5 separate regions of the Homo sapiens genome follow, and all the other regions are linked to region 1. Evidence: chromatin contacts called from ENCODE Hi-C or POLR2A ChIA-PET data. All regions are on one chromosome and are shown on one strand. The core of a region is the stretch at or near the end of the contact, and the rest is flanking DNA. Distances in the headings are between cores, read along the strand shown. Region 1 holds the start of CAPZA1 (capping actin protein of muscle Z-line subunit alpha 1). Region 2 has its middle 29 kb from the start of KCNA2. Region 3 holds the start of CD53 (CD53 molecule). Region 4 holds the start of DCLRE1B (DNA cross-link repair 1B). Region 5 holds the start of PHTF1 (putative homeodomain transcription factor 1).

The links. Hi-C counts contacts between places; a loop is a spot of excess contacts on that map. ChIA-PET counts read pairs that join two places held with the same protein, here RNA polymerase II (POLR2A). Pooled maps may share reads with other maps.
Region 2: a map with no recorded cell type shows a loop between it and region 1 (22-fold over the local background). The contact joins the enhancer-like site here to the promoter of CAPZA1 in region 1. A Hi-C loop is called at or near these places in 2 of 37 single-sample maps with no recorded cell type and 5 of 50 pooled maps.
Region 3: a pooled map shows a loop between it and region 1 (15-fold over the local background). The contact joins the promoter of CD53 here to the promoter of CAPZA1 in region 1. A Hi-C loop is called at or near these places in 1 of 168 maps with a recorded cell type or tissue (CD4-positive, alpha-beta T cell), 2 of 37 single-sample maps with no recorded cell type and 8 of 50 pooled maps. POLR2A ChIA-PET finds 5 or more read pairs at or near these places in 1 of 52 experiments (OCI-LY7).
Region 4: a loop to region 1 is called in a pooled map, with 16 times the contacts of the local background. The contact joins the promoter of DCLRE1B here to the promoter of CAPZA1 in region 1. A Hi-C loop is called at or near these places in 9 of 50 pooled maps. POLR2A ChIA-PET finds 5 or more read pairs at or near these places in 2 of 52 experiments (GM10248 and T-cell).
Region 5: a loop to region 1 is called in a map of B cell, with 4 times the contacts of the local background. The contact joins the promoter of PHTF1 here to the promoter of CAPZA1 in region 1. A Hi-C loop is called at or near these places in 1 of 168 maps with a recorded cell type or tissue (B cell) and 9 of 50 pooled maps. POLR2A ChIA-PET finds 5 or more read pairs at or near these places in 1 of 52 experiments (OCI-LY7).

What each region holds. Positions count from the first base shown.
Region 1 is chr1:112,618,386-112,621,264 of GRCh38, reverse strand. CAPZA1 (capping actin protein of muscle Z-line subunit alpha 1) reads right to left here and starts at 1,433. Exons shown (of 10, transcript NM_006135.3): 1 at 1,382-1,433. The coding sequence starts at 1,420. It overlaps ST7L (suppression of tumorigenicity 7 like), which reads left to right and starts at 2,124. Exons shown (of 15, transcript NM_017744.5): 1 at 2,124-2,356. The coding sequence starts at 2,152. RefSeq lists enhancers at 1,151-1,600, 753-1,952, 2,061-2,160.
Region 2 is chr1:110,633,553-110,636,431 of GRCh38, reverse strand. No RefSeq gene overlaps it. Among named protein-coding and RNA genes, the nearest start is that of KCNA2, 29 kb to the right of the region's middle. RefSeq lists an enhancer at 1,510-1,699. Within about 2 kb of position 1,496, at least 14 of the 41 ENCODE cell types and tissues checked have a DNase peak (open chromatin) inside an H3K27ac peak, as active enhancers do.
Region 3 is chr1:110,871,650-110,874,528 of GRCh38, reverse strand. It overlaps CD53 (CD53 molecule), which reads right to left and starts at 1,381. Exons shown (of 8, transcript NM_000560.4): 1 at 1,281-1,381. RefSeq lists enhancers at 1,421-1,530, 2,131-2,180.
Region 4 is chr1:113,903,937-113,906,815 of GRCh38, reverse strand. DCLRE1B (DNA cross-link repair 1B) reads right to left here and starts at 1,490. Exons shown (of 4, transcript NM_022836.4): 1 at 1,041-1,490. The coding sequence starts at 1,229. It overlaps AP4B1 (adaptor related protein complex 4 subunit beta 1), which reads left to right and starts at 2,017. Exons shown (of 10, transcript NM_001253852.3): 1 at 2,017-2,211. The coding sequence starts at 2,099. RefSeq lists enhancers at 1,602-1,651, 1,682-2,241, 2,322-2,381.
Region 5 is chr1:113,758,084-113,760,962 of GRCh38, reverse strand. It overlaps PHTF1 (putative homeodomain transcription factor 1), which reads left to right and starts at 1,477. Exons shown (of 19, transcript NM_001323043.2): 1 at 1,477-1,940; 2 at 2,230-2,304. The coding sequence starts at 2,260. RefSeq lists an enhancer at 1,025-1,604 and silencers at 1,755-2,074, 2,708-2,837.

The sequences.
Region 1 (2,879 bases), core at 184-2,683:
TTTTTGCTTAATTTTATTTGAATAGTAACTATTTGCCTTAGAACAATTTATTATAGATCGATTTCCAGCATAGGCTTATACATAAATGTTTTTGTCCTAAATCTTAAACATGTATGAAGATCAGTTTCCAAATAAGAGAAAATCTAACGCTGTTGTCAATGGCTTGTTAAACATTTCAAAATGGCATGCCATATCTACATATATCAAGTTATTCCGTACAGAGGACTTATGGATCATAACAGTCCCCTTCCCATCCCAACTTCTTATTGAAAAAAACACCCAGGTAGATTTACAGAGCACTCAAGGGGACACATTTTCTAATAGCCACAGTGGGAGACAAATGTCATAATTCTTGTCCAATAAGTTGCCTTGTGAGGTCATTCTAAGTTCTACGTGCCCTAAAACCATGTACTTACTGAAAAGCCTGACAAACTGTTATGAAACTGTGCAACTGTCAGAAGAAAAGTTATTCCACCTTAGAATGTGCTCTTGTATTTAAGACCCTTTTCAAGAAATGAGCATACAAAATGCACACTGACAAATTCAACTGATCAAAGACTCCACAGTGGAGCATCAAAGAAGGCAGGATGCTTTGTTCAGTCTTGAACGTGTTAACATAAGGTTTATTATGTGTTACAGAAAACCTTTCTGGAGGTTAAGAAAATCCATCAGCTATTCTAGATTTGTTAACAAGAAACAAAATTTTCAAAAATTATCGTTAAAAGGGATGTGTCTATAGGGAAAGACTGGTGTTCAAATTCTGAAGCAAATGCCCTGAGGCTCACAGATTTATTATAGCGAATCAGACAGGCGACAGTACAGGAGAAAAGTAGTGCATGTGTAGGGAGATGGACAACATTTGGGACCTCTCCTTGTCGAAGAGTCGTGACAGCAAAATCACTTCCTGAGGAAGGAGGAGCAAAAGGGAAGTTAAGAGGCCATCCTGACCAGGAAGTGACTCGCCCTAAACTAACCCCAATTATATCTACAAATGGGGGGATGGGGTGAGCCCCAACTGCTAAAGGCGGTAAAATAACTGCTTTTTGATATGTCGCAACATAACCACCACCCTCTCGCAAAATTACAGAAAAAAGTCCACAGTCACGATCCAATAAAGGAAACGTCTGTTCCCTTGCAGGGAGGCCCCTGGGCTGTGCCTCAGGCCTGAGAGAAAAGGAGAGTCGAGGAACGAGGAACTGGGGCCACCGTGAGGCAGAGGAAAGCCCCCTAAGAGGGAAGCGTCCCGACTGCGGAGAGCGTATGTCAGCATGGACCAAGAAGCTTCTTTTTCCTGGGGACACTGCTAGGCTCCCAACGCAGCCGGGCCGGGCCCCAGTTCCCTGTCGGGGGAGGAGGTAAGAGAGAGAGGCGGACCCCTTACCTTCTCCTCATCCGACACACGATCATCGAAGTCGGCCATCTTGGGCTGTTCTGGCCCAGCCCGGCTACGGGCGCGAGGCAGGCCGGGAAGAAAGCCGAGTGATGGAATCACCGCGGCGGCCGTCGGAAGGACCCGCCCGGAAACGCCGACCAAGAGGGCCCCATGTCAGTTATGCGCGGGAGTGACGTCTCCTAACGCCAGCGCCCGCGCCCGCGCCCCAGGAAGTAGGGTTTGCCTTAGGTGATTTGAAGTCTAATATCTTTCCCAATGAGTTACACTCATTTCCCATCCATCTAATGGGCGCTGGCAGCGTGTTTCGATTATTCTTGGCTTCTGGCCTCCATCCGACCAAATAGCTGTTGCTACTCCTACAAGTTTTTCTGGTGCCCGTTATCTCCACGACAGCCGAATCCAAAGCTTTAAGAGCTGCTCGGCAGCTGGAACGATCGGTGGCTTTTCCAACCCCGGGGGGGGGGCGGTGTGAAAGGTGACCCTCATTTCGTTTGGAAGCGGTAACACTTCGGGGTCACATCTCAGTCCAGTTCCTCCAGAATAGGCGCTGCTGTCCGCCCCTTCCCTGCCCCACGAAAGAACAGGTAGCCCCAATCTTGAGACACGCTCCTCCACCTTCGAAATCTTCTCGGTCCCGGTTCCCCAGGACTCAGCCTTCACAGAGGCCAACTTCAGGTCCGCCACTATCCCAGGATTCCCGACTCCCGGTTTCCTGTCCTTCTCCCCTCCCAGCTCCTGGCGCCTGCGATAGCGGCAAGATGGCGGACCGTGGCGGCGTGGGTGAAGCCGCAGCTGTTGGAGCGTCTCCTGCATCTGTCCCTGGCCTAAACCCGACGCTAGGCTGGAGGGAGCGACTGCGGGCCGGGCTGGCGGGGACTGGGGCCTCGTTGTGGTTCGTGGCGGGGCTGGGGCTGCTTTACGCCCTGAGGATCCCTTTGAGGCTGTGTGAGAATTTGGCAGCGGGTGAGAGGACCAGACCTCCTGGGGCAGGGCGGGGGGCCAGGAGAGATGTCGGGGGCAAGAGCCAAAGGGCAAGAGATTCTCGGTAGTCCTAGAGGGCCTCTGAGGAGTCGATGATGAGCGATCAAGTGAGTTCTTTTTCTTTTGGGCTGCAACCTTGCAGTTGATTGACAAGCCTGCTGCCGTTACCGGCTCCTCCGTAGAACTCTTAAGGTCCGCCCTCTCTCTTATGTCCTCGTTTTTCCATGGAAAAGCCACCTGACAAGCTATAAGCTTCAGGTATTAGGACAGAAGAGTGTCTCAGATTAGGATACGTAATTTATATTGGCTCCCCCACCTCTGGTAGGATCCCTTAAAAGTCACTACTTTGAGTCTCCCGCTGCCCAGCTGAAAGAACTCATATCCAGGCAACAAAGATGAGCACATCTGTAATTTAAAGATTTCAGAGAAAGAAAATGGCATGATTTTAATTGAGGATTCTCTTGTTTTAAAATAGTTCTGTTAAGAAATCGTTTTCGTGATAGTT
Region 2 (2,879 bases), core at 247-2,746, 2.0 Mb after region 1:
AAAAGGGTTGCAAACTACAATACCTGCAGACACCTGGGAATCAGCGAAACTGTGCAAATGTAAGAAAGGTGGAGGAAGTAGCACTTGTGAAAAACCACAGTGCATCTGCTTTATTCAGAAGAGGCAGCTGCCACCCACGTACCATTTATTGTTACATGAGAGAGTAGGAACTTGGGTGATCAGATCCTCCGATTTTTAAAAAGAGGCTATCCATATAGATTTGTAAGCATAATCTCCCAATTTGTGCTGATGACTGATGCAAGTTTTTTAAATCCCAGGGCAGAGCAGGCCAACACCAAGTGGGTTGCAGACCCACATCTGTGAGCAGGATTCAGGGTGGTGCCCATTGTGACTCTACTCTAGAGTCCAAGATCTTAACCATTAGACTTTACTGTCTTAAAATATCAGCTAGCTTTATCTCTGGTGAGTCACAATTTTTCTTCCTATTATCTCCATCTATTGGCCTCAGTTCTGTCATCTAGAGCAACAGGGATTCAAAAAACACTAGCCTCCTATGCCCTTTTCTAGGCTAAACATCCCCAGCCCCATAAGCATCCCCATTTTGGCTTGGTTGCAGGACCTTTACCATGCAGGCCCCATGATTCTAGGCACGCTCCAGACACACTCCCACCAGCTCACAGGACTCCCCACATCCACTGTGGAACTAAGTCCTACCCATCATGTCTGGTCTGTGTCAAGCAGAGCAAAGCAGGCTTCTAGCCCACTAGGACTCATCTGAGACTAGAACCCAAAGTCACCTGGCCTCCTTGGCAGCTAAGAATTTGCCTTAGTTTAATTGAAGAGATACTGACCCCCCAAACCCAGTGGGAGGCTTCTTGGCCTCTGCAGTGATTGTCAATTTGTGGGAAGTGACATCCCAAACACCAGCACTTTCCCATCATTGTCCTGATGGTCCACCCCTATCCTTGCAGGGACTGTTCCAGGGTCAGCCCTTTAACACCCATGGTTTTCAGGCCCACACCTGACCGATCTTCCCTTCTGAGAAGACAGCCATGACACCAAGAATCCCTCTTCTTATAAAACAAATCTCAAGCTCCTTCCAGTATCTCTGTCTCAATGTTGAGAGATTTTCCCACGATTCATCAGACCCACTCTAAGATTCACCCCCATTTCCTGATTCTCACTGTCCAGAAAATGCCATGTGCCAGACTATGAACCTGGCTGTAGCCACCTGTGGATCAGAAAAAAAAAAAAAAAAAGGGCGATGAGTCAAAGTAAGGATCCAGAGGGTCAGAGAAGTATCCCTGGTGGCTTAGCCAAAACCTCCACACCCAACAGCTATGGGCTTCACCATCTGAGTACCTCTTTTGATTCCAGTCCCACTCTCAACTTCCCTCATGAAATGAAGAACTGCAAATACGGTAACCTGCTATGGAAACTGAGAAAAGCAAAGCAGCCTATCTTTTATTCTCGCTCTGCCTTCTGGTCCTTCCCCGGGGCCACTGGGGCTGGAGCTGAGCCGAGCAGCTGGGTTTTCCCCTGAGCAGTGACTCACAGATGTAGTTTCTCTGGCACAAATCTTCAGAACAGTCCCAGCTGGGAAGTCTTCCTGGTGGCCAAGTGATCCCTCACAGCTGCCAGCCTGGCAACAAGGGATCCCAGCTGGTGCTAAGTGATGAAGAACAGGCCTGGGCTTTGTTCCTCAGCTAAAGAACCTGTCTGTTCCACTCACTGGATCCCAGATGTAATTCATCATCAAGGTCACTGAGGAGCACCCAAGCCCTTGGCCCATCAATACCACTTTAGTAAAGTCAGATTTCTGAGAGGCGTCACAACTACCACTAAAGAGCATCAGCTCATTGCCAAGTGCATTACAGAGGTCCTGGCACTACCCATGTTCCTGCCAAGTGCTTAGGCATTAAAATTGACTGGGGCAAGCAGAAGGGACACACTGCCAAGGATACACCCTCCAGTACAGGAAGGCAACAGGCTCACGCAGTGTCAGGGCTAGGCAAGATCATGATTTTTCACAGTTTTAGGCAGCAGAATCCTCTTTCCAAACAAAATCTCATGCAGAAGTCTAGAATTCTGGCAGATTCAAGGGTAGCTGCTCAGCTGGAGACCAAGGTGGGGCCAGGAACTGATCCCCTGCAGATTCCCTGTAATCTTCCCACCCCCCAGCTCTGCAACACCACCCAGGTACCTTTAGCCTCTTTCACTGAATCGCTGGGGTCCACCTGACAAGGCTGAAAACTTGCCACTCTGGTCAGCCTCTTGGCATTCAGAGGGGGAAACTGAGGCTGGTAGAATATGACATGCATTTCCCAAGGTCACATGGTGAATATGTACTACAAATTCAGGAGAATAAAAAGTCTTGTCAACCAAGCTTTTAGTGAACCAGAACATCTGTACAGACCGGCAGTCCATAAGGGTTGGAAGAGTAAGTGATTACAGACATAAAGTTAATTTTTATTTTGTCTCAGCCACTTTTTTGCTGCCTGTCCTCAGGCAAGTCACCCAAGTCCAGCTGGCCTAGGGCTGGATTACATCCAGTGGCCTTTTGAGGCATCCCCTGCTCATCTTTCATTATCTAGAACACGACAAGACCCCCTCTCAGAGCTGCCCACCCATTCCCTCCTCAGCCATCAAAGGCCTTGGCACCTGGCTCCCAGGCTTCCCCTCAAATTCAGTTATCACCCTGACATCCAGAATCCTGGGGACCAAAACCTTTGACCTTTTCCTCTCCAGGCTCCTACACCCTGACTCTGCTTGGGGACCCCACTCAAGGCCACATCCTGAACTTTGACGGGACTTGCACTCCTTGGGAATTTTAAACTCAAACATCCCACTCTCACCTCTCTGCCTTCAAGTTTCTTGCTTCTGAATCCCATATGCATGGTCTCTGGCATGTTTTTGAT
Region 3 (2,879 bases), core at 132-2,631, 1.7 Mb after region 1:
CAGCTGGGAGTTTGCTTTTTCTCAGCTTTCTTCCAAAGCACACGCATAGTATGATATCTCTTATCTCCCATGGGAGTTCCTTAAGAGTAGGACTGTTTGCTAGACAAATATTCTCCTTCTACCTTTTCATCTCCCTCCCCCACAATTCCCAAAGCACAGTGCCTGGCCTCAGGAGGCACCTACCACTTGATTATTAAGTGAATTTATTTAAAAGACTGCTTTTTATTTTTTAATACAAGGCTCAATAAACTCTGAGGTGTTTTGGGAATCCAGAGCCCTCTCCCCGTCCCCACCCCTCTTGGAAATCTAGAGCCCTCTGCCCTGTTCCCAATCCTCATACTTAGATGGGTGGGTGTAATCAAAGAGAACTTTCTCCTTTCTGCTCCAGGGCATAATCAAGTGAAATTCTCACAGGTCTTGGAAGAAGAAAGCTCTTACATAGAGTTTCCGATGGTGGTCACAGAGAGTCAGGACCGAAGCTCTGCTAACACTTTGCTGAGTCCATGCAACCTCAGTCATTAGTTACAGCACATGATTGGAAATTACTGCAGTATCAAGTTTTGGGGATTGCATTTTATACGTGCATTTCATGTGACATTTATCAGTGGTCATGTTTTGTACACCAAGGATAATTTGGGGAAATGCTGAGGATCCCAATGTGCTTCCTGCTCCTTAAAAGCCAACAATCTATGCATCCTTTAGAGATGTCTAGCTTTCACCTTTTAAAATACAGTTACTGAGCACATCCTGGTGTTTTGATTTTTAGCCACCTTTCTATTTAGTGGCTTTGAAGAACCACAGTGGGAGTCACTAAATTTACTTTTGAAATTTTCTCAAATGAAAAAGAACTGTGTCTTCTAGCTGTCTTTCTAAAGACAGCTCTGGCTGTGGGTTCTTTCCTCACTTTAAAATCACAAGACCAATTTTCTGAAGACCAGAGCACATAGGAAATCTCCCCAATGTCATCTCGCATAGAAAGCTCCAGGCATCAGGAATTACTACACAGAGTAATTCAAGCTCTGAAGCAATTAAGGCATGTGAATGCCTCGACTCAGAGATTTAGATAATGGGAACCTGATTAAGTAAAAGTATTTCTGGCCTGATTGCCTTTGGGGATGTTACTAGGATCTTGCTAATCTGTTTTACTTTGTGCACTAAATATTTGTGAAAGAGAAGTTGCCGGAGATTTTATGGTTACTAGAGAGGTATATGGAGACCCCTAAGAATACGCCCTACCCCACATTAGACAGCAAGCCAAGTTAAAACGTCATCAACCTTACCTTTTCCAGGCACCGTTCCTCAGTCCTTTCGGCAGAATTTAGTGATTATCCTTGAGGTGGCCGAGACAAGGCTGGTAACACAGATATCCGGGGCTATTTGTGTAAAAGGAGAAGTGAAGGGTGAAAAAATATGATCATGCTGTGACGACAGGAAGCCCAGATGAGAAGAAGGAGGAAGTGAGGCTGAGTCCGCCCTCTTTAGTCTCAGAGATTTAGTACTTTCCCAGTGGCTTTTTAGAAGCTTCCTCTCACAGCCCACCCTAAACTAGTTTTGTGAAACAAAAGAAAACTTCAAAACCAAGTTGGTTCAGGCACAGATCTGTGAGCAGTGGTGGATTCTAGGGTAATTTGGCAATGATTTTTGCTTAGAAAAGGACAGTGCTTCTCAATCAAGGTGGCATCTCAGAATTAACTGTGTATTTGTTCAAAAAGAAGTATGCCTGGCCCCACCACCAGTTTCCCATTCAGGTAGACAGACTGGAGGGGAACACAGGAACCAATATTTCTAAACATTTTCTAGGCCCGAGACTTTGGAATGTCTTTCTGAAGATTCTCTGCCCCCTCCTCATACTCCCTCTGTCTGGCTTCAGCCAGTCTCTAGACTTGAATTGGACACCATTTGCAGACTTCTCTGTCTCGAGAGCAAGACTGTCTTAAGGTGAGTCCCCAAGGCATAATCCCAGGGGCACTGGTAGAAATGATTTGGTTAGTACAGGAAACACCACATTTGGAGCCAAAGATCTGAGTTTCAGTTCCAGCTTTATCTCTTTTAGCTGTGAGATCTTGAGCAAGTCTCAATCTGTCAGCCTCAGTTTATTAATGGTAACACCTAATAATAATCCTACTGGTTACTGTTACATCCTTATTTATATACAAGAAAACAGGCGCTCAAAGAGGTTAGAAAATTTGCCCAAGCTCATACAACTAAGACATGTCAGAGGTAGGATTAAAATTCAAGGTCACAGAGAAGGCCTTTTGAGAAACACTGTGATCAATATATTTTGAAAAATGTGTTTCTGGTTTCACTATGCTGCATCACTGGAATTTTCTTAGATTGGGTCAAAGGAGTATGTGACAACCCAAATGTATCACTAGCTAACTATGAAACTTGGAAGCAATCACTGGGCCCCAATGTTTTCATCTTATAAATGAACAGATAGATGCACTCTGCGGTGCTGACTTGCGGGCATGCCTCTGGGAAAGCTAGCTGTCTCCCGCTTCCTTCACCCTGAGACATTCAGATCCAGAGTAATCTCCAGCCAGGGCTGTCTTGTGGGGAAAACTGAATTAAATGAAGGTAAAAAGGTCTTTACTGCAGAACTTGTCAGTCCTTAATATTCTCTAAGCAGGGGAAATAATATATAGATTTCTCCAAACTTATCTGAGCATGGAACTGTGTGGTGTGTGTGTGTGTGTGTGTGTGTGTGTGTGTGTAGTTTCTCTTGGGGAACAATTTTTCAGTGTAACTACACTTTAGGGAATGCTATTAAAAAGTCTCTGCACCTCGGCTGGAATCACTGACCCTCACTCAGAGCTGCTGCCATGCTTACAGGTCCCTGAAGTGGTGGGGCTGAGGAGAGGCTTCTGGCTGAACTCATA
Region 4 (2,879 bases), core at 241-2,740, 1.3 Mb before region 1:
TTGTACAATTTAAGAGTTCAGCTGGCCGGGCGTGGTGGCTCACGCCTGTAATCCCAGCACTTTGGGAGGCTGAGGCGGGTGGATCACGAGGTCAGGAGATCGAGACCATCCTGGCTAACACGGTGAAACCCCGTCTCTACTAAAAAATACAAAAAAAATTAGCCAGGCGTGGTGGCGGGCGCCTGTAGTCCCAGCTACTCGGGAGGCTGAGGCAGGAGAATGGCGTGAACCCGGGAGGCGGAGCTTGCAGTGAGCCGAGTTTGCGCCACTGCACTCCAGCCTGGGCGACAGAGCGAGACTCCATCTCAAAAAAAAAAAAAGAGTTCAGCAAACAGTCTAGTCAGCAATTCCCAAACTTACTCCTGATCTTAATCTCTTGGAGACTTAAGGGTGGGGTGGGGAGAGAGCTGGAGAACCACCCAGCACATTAGGTGGATTCTTAAGATGAGGCAAGTTTAGGCGGGGCGTGGTGGCTCACGCTTGTAATCCCAGCACTTGGGGAGGCTGAGGCGGGCGGATCACTTAAGGTCAGGAGTTAGAGAACAGCCTGGCCAACATGGTGAAACCCCGTCTCCACAAAAAATACAAAAAATTAGCTGGGCGTGGTGGCGTGCGCCTGTAATCTCAGCTACTCAGGAGGCCGAGACAGGAGAATCGCTTGAACCCGGGAGGCGGAGGCTGCAGTGAGCCGAGATTGCGCCACTGCACTCCAGCCTGGGCAACAGAGCGAGACTCCGTCTCAAAAAAAAAAAAAAAAAAAAAAAAAAAAGGCAAGTTTGGGAAACATCGGCCTAGCTTACTTATAAAGGTAGGAATAGTTTCCTTGGCTGGATTAAAATATCTCCTCAACTTATGGCTAACTATCTCAAGTTGGTCACTTCGAAAACACGTTCCTATTCTGGGTTAAAGATGCATTTTTGGGTTCAAACAACTTCCAAATCAGTTTTCGTGGCCCCCATTCTATGACTCCAAGAATGACAGGTTGAAGTCCCAACCCAGATGCCTGGACCAGCTCTCGGAGACCGACTCCAGCCCCATACCTGTAGGTGACGATGCAAGAGGTGGGCTGTAATTGGGGAGCAGTAGAGGGGCCGGGCCCAGGTGCTAGACAGGCCCACGGTGTGGTCCGAGTGCATGTGAGACAAGAAGAAGAGACGTGCGGTGCCAGCCCGGCGCAGGCTCCAGAAGTCCACTGCGATGGGCGTATGGGGGATCAGGACCCCATTCATGGTGGTAGGGTTGGAGTCACCAGTGGGATCTTCTCCACGGGGGCAGGGCTCCTGCGTGAGGCTTCCACAACGGCGTCCCGATAAAAGTCATGCTGGGGCAAGAACAGGGCCAGAGACCCTAAGGGAAAGAGCCCAGCAGAGCAATAAGTTACCAGAGTGGGCAGAAAAAGGAAGTCACCCTGCCCGCTGGAGCCCAAATCGCGGAGGGCGCTGGACACTCCCAACCGCGCGGGAGCGGAGGCCGAGCCGGGCACTCAAAGCGCGCGCTGCAGGGAGGAGACAGGCCAAAGTAGCCGATTTCCGATTGCCCGCCGCAGCTCCACCAGAGGGAGCCGCGCAGCTGCGCCTGGAGAGTGAGAGGTTGGGGGAAGGGCATCCTAAGGTCGGAGTCGGGACTACGCTTAGCGCTCGCTCGCGGGGAGACCGGCAGCGGTCTTCTGTTTGGTCTCTTGACAAGGGGGCGGGACTTCCGCAGAAAGCAAGATTGGGCCTATCCGCGATGAGAACGGCGTGGAGGGGGAATTAAGGCTGGAACTGGAGAGGGAGGGGTCTGCGGTCAGTCGGACGCGGCGCTGGAAATCCGGCGGAGGACCTAGAAGTAGCGGGAGCGATCTGTGGGCGGGGCGAACGGCCTGCCGGCCGACGGTAGGGCCTGAAGAGCCTAGGGTGGGGCTCGCGGTGTCGCGGAGGGCGTGGAAGTGTGTCAGGGCCAGCGTGCCGGCCCTACGGAAGCCGAGCCTGAGGCGAGATCTCGCCTTTTGTATTTTCACTGACTCATATTTCCTTTACTCAGGCTCCCACATCAGGACGAGAAGGAGCCCTCGAGTTACCGTGGGAGCTGTGGGAGCTGCCCTGTGACTCTTAGGAAGATGCCGTACCTTGGCTCCGAGGACGTGGTGAAGGAGCTGAAGAAGGCTCTGTGCAATCCTCACATTCAAGCTGATAGGCTGCGCTACCGGAATGTCATCCAGCGAGTGATTAGGTATCACCTACCTCCCTTCGCGTGCTAACTGCTCCCTTTGCAATCCCCATCAGGGCTCACTAGCCCCAGTCTCTCTGAAAGGGTGAATTAGCTTTCACACGTGGCAGTTATATGGTTCGGTCTTCGTCCTGCTGCTTTGGAGTACCATGTCAGTCTCCCCTCTGCAGCATCTTTTACTCAGCTGGGTAGTTTCCTCCATATCACGGGCTTGAGCAATTACTGGTGACTCTTGGATCTATAATATAGCTAGTACAGACTTCCTTTTTTAGCTTCAGACCCACGTATCCCACTGCCTGCTTGGCATTTCCACGTGCGTGGTTTATCAAAAGTATGTCCGAAATAGCCCGGACATTCTTCCGTCTTCCTCAAACCTGTTCAGCTTACATTTGTGTTGATGAATGCCACCAGCAGCCGACTATGCGTGGGAGCCAACCTTGAGGACACCTGATCTCTCACTTCTTATGTCAGATGGTTTGAATTCATAATTCTAAATATCCATCCTCTCTTGTTTATTAGCATTGTTGTTCTGGTCCAGGCCTTCATCAATAAAGCAATTGCAGCAGCTTACTAGTAGGCCACTTTGCCTCATTTGAGACAGAATTTTTCCATTATACATACCTGAACACATAACTCTTGCCTACAGCTATGGTTCACAAACTTTACTATGC
Region 5 (2,879 bases), core at 228-2,727, 1.1 Mb before region 1:
TCGACGTTTTTCACTTGTCATTTATCTCTTTTTTCAAGTTGGCCATTTGTCTTGAAGCTCAACAGAATTGTAATGTTTAGCACTAAGGAAAGGAAAAGCTGTCAAGGAGCAAAAGCAGAAGGAAACCACTGCCAATGTGTGCAATATAAAAATAAGGGTAAAATAATTTTTACTTTATTTGAGACAGGTCTCTGTTGCCTAGGCCGAAGTGCAGTGGTGCAATCATAGCTCACTACAGCCTCGAACTCGTGGACTCAGACGATCCTCCTGCCTCAGTCTTCGAAGTAGCTGGGACTACAGGTGCGCGCCACCACCCCCGGCTAATTTTTTTTTTTTAAGAGACGGGGTCTGGCCATGTTGCTAAGGCTGGTCTCAAACTCCTGTGCTCAAGCTACATTTCCGCCTCAGGCCTCCCAAAGCGCCCAGATTGCAGGCGTGAGCCACTGCGCCCAGGCTGGGTGAAGTAATTTGTAAAACTTAGTCCTGTGGGAGTTATTTTAGCTTAGTCGATTTTCCTCATCCGTGAAATGGGATAACTTCCACCTGGTGCCCACTCAATAGATAAGAAGAAATAATGTCTGCAAAACATTGAGTACAGCGCCTCTTAGGCTTTCTTAAGTGAAGCTATCATCTGTCATTAGCTTTCTCTGACCCAGATGCTACACGCTGTGGGCTAGCAAGAACACGGCTTCAAATAAGGTGGGGAGAATGGCTGTAAGGGGACAGTGTTCCATTAATGGCCAAAAAAAAAAAAAAAAAAAAAGCAGCCTAAAAATCCTTTTAACGTATCCTTAAATATTCACTTGAGGGTTCAACCTTTCTTTCCTTTCTCCTGACCTCTATCGGCCCTAATTAACCTGTTCCTGCCGCCACCTAACTTTACCCTAATTTGGAAAAAGCTGTGACTGCCCAATACTTGTTCCTCTTTTCCCCCTACACCTTTGAGCACTAGAAAGCTCCAGACCCAGAGCTGCTGAGGGGCGGGAGAGGAAGGGAGTCACTAAGCCGCAGCCTGGCCCTTCCTCCCAGGGCAGCGTAAATTCACGCAAACATTGATTCGTTCGCTCAACAAACATTGGGAACCTAAGTGCCAGGCTTGTGCCAGGCCCCAGTCTCTGACCTCATGGAGCCCACAGCCCACTGGGGAACAGAGATTAAGCCATGAAACACGAAAATGAGTGCCACAAAGACGTGAGCTACTAGAGTATCAGGACCGACCTCCTTTAGACCGCTGGATGGGAGAGTCGTTTGTGAGGAAGTGACTTTTAAGCTGAGGCCTGAAGGGTGATCTGAGGGAGCTGCTCTTGGCCATCGATATGCCGCGCGACTCCCCAGGCCCTCGGACCCGGAGCCTGGACCAAGGCTGGGCGGGAAGGCCCCGGGCCAGGGGCGGAGCCACCTCGGCGGCGAAAGCCGGAAAGCGGAAGCCGAAGGCTGCTGCCCGGTGGTCGGCTGAGCGGCTCTAGCCCAGATCTCAGACGGCTGAGTCACTGCATCCCGGCGCGGCCCGCAGAAGACGAGCGCCGCTGCCGCCGCCTCCTCCTCCCGGGCTCCCGGGCTCTCGGGGTCCGGGGCCTTTGCACCTGTCTTTTCCAGCTGGGCACAAAGCCTTTTGCTGTCGCCGTGGCGACTGGAGGCCTTCACTTTTAATCCCCCTCATTTTCCAGTTCATTCTCTGCTTATTTTCTGGTCAGTCCGTGACCCTGTAGGCGGCCTCTGACCGGCGATCGATTTGCCGCCCTCAGGGCGCTGGGCGGCCGGCTGCCTCCGAAGCTGGGGCGGCCTCCGCGGTCTCCATGGTAACGGCCTCTCCGGCGTCTCCGCCTGGAGGGGAAGATGCGGCCTGCCTGGCCCGCCGCCTCGCCCCCGGCCTCACGGTGGGACCCCGGGCACTGAGGACGGAGGTCCCGGGCGCCGGCCCGCGGGGCAACGGGCACTAGGTGAGAGCCGGACGCGGGCGAGCGAAGGAGGCGGGTGCCGGGCGACTCCAGCGGCGGCCCCTGCCCCTCCCCCGCACCCACGAACACGCTCGCCCGATATATTGCAGAGGCTTCTCCGGTCGCCGCTGCGCCAGTTTTTTTTTGTTTGTTTGTTGTGTTTTCCCTGGCAAACAGCTGGAGAAAGAGCAGCTCATGGAGAGGCTGAGAGAAGCGGTTTTCGCGTCCTACCCAAACTGGGAGAGTAACCTTCAGCAGCTGGACTCACCGATTGGTTTTCCTTCATTTTCAGTGAAATCCCATTCTCTGGCTGGAGACACAGATGGCCTCAAATGAGAGAGATGCTATATCGTGGTACCAAAAGAAGGTAATACATATATATATTTTTTTTATTTGTAAAGCATTCTTCCTGCAAAAAGCTCCCACAAATAATATAATGTTACTTTCCCCCGAGTTTAGTAGTGCCAGGTGTTCATGTATACTTCAACATAAATGAAAAAAAAAAAAAAAAGATGTACAAGGTCATTATGTCTTTTAAACCCGGTTCCAGGTCCCAGAATAAGGTTTACAAGCCACCTCCTTCAGGCTGCATACACAATGCCACCGCAATGCTTTGAAAGTTTGCTTCTGATCAAACTGCTTAAAAACAAAAAAGACATGAAACCTGTATGTGCACAGCTCAGATTGATACTATCAACAATCTTATTGAGCTGTTCCTTATCTTTTATTCCTCTCTAGTTTTTCTAGTGCTCTTTTCCTTAAGAAGTGGATTTTTTTTTTTTTTTTTTTTTTTTGAGACGGAGTTTCGCTCTTGTTGCCCAGGCTGGAGGGCGATGGCGCGACCTCGGCTCACTGCAAGCTCCGCCTCCCGGGCTCAGCCTCTGGAGTAGCTGGGATCACAGGCGCCCACCACCACGCCCGGCTAATTTTTTGTATTTTTAG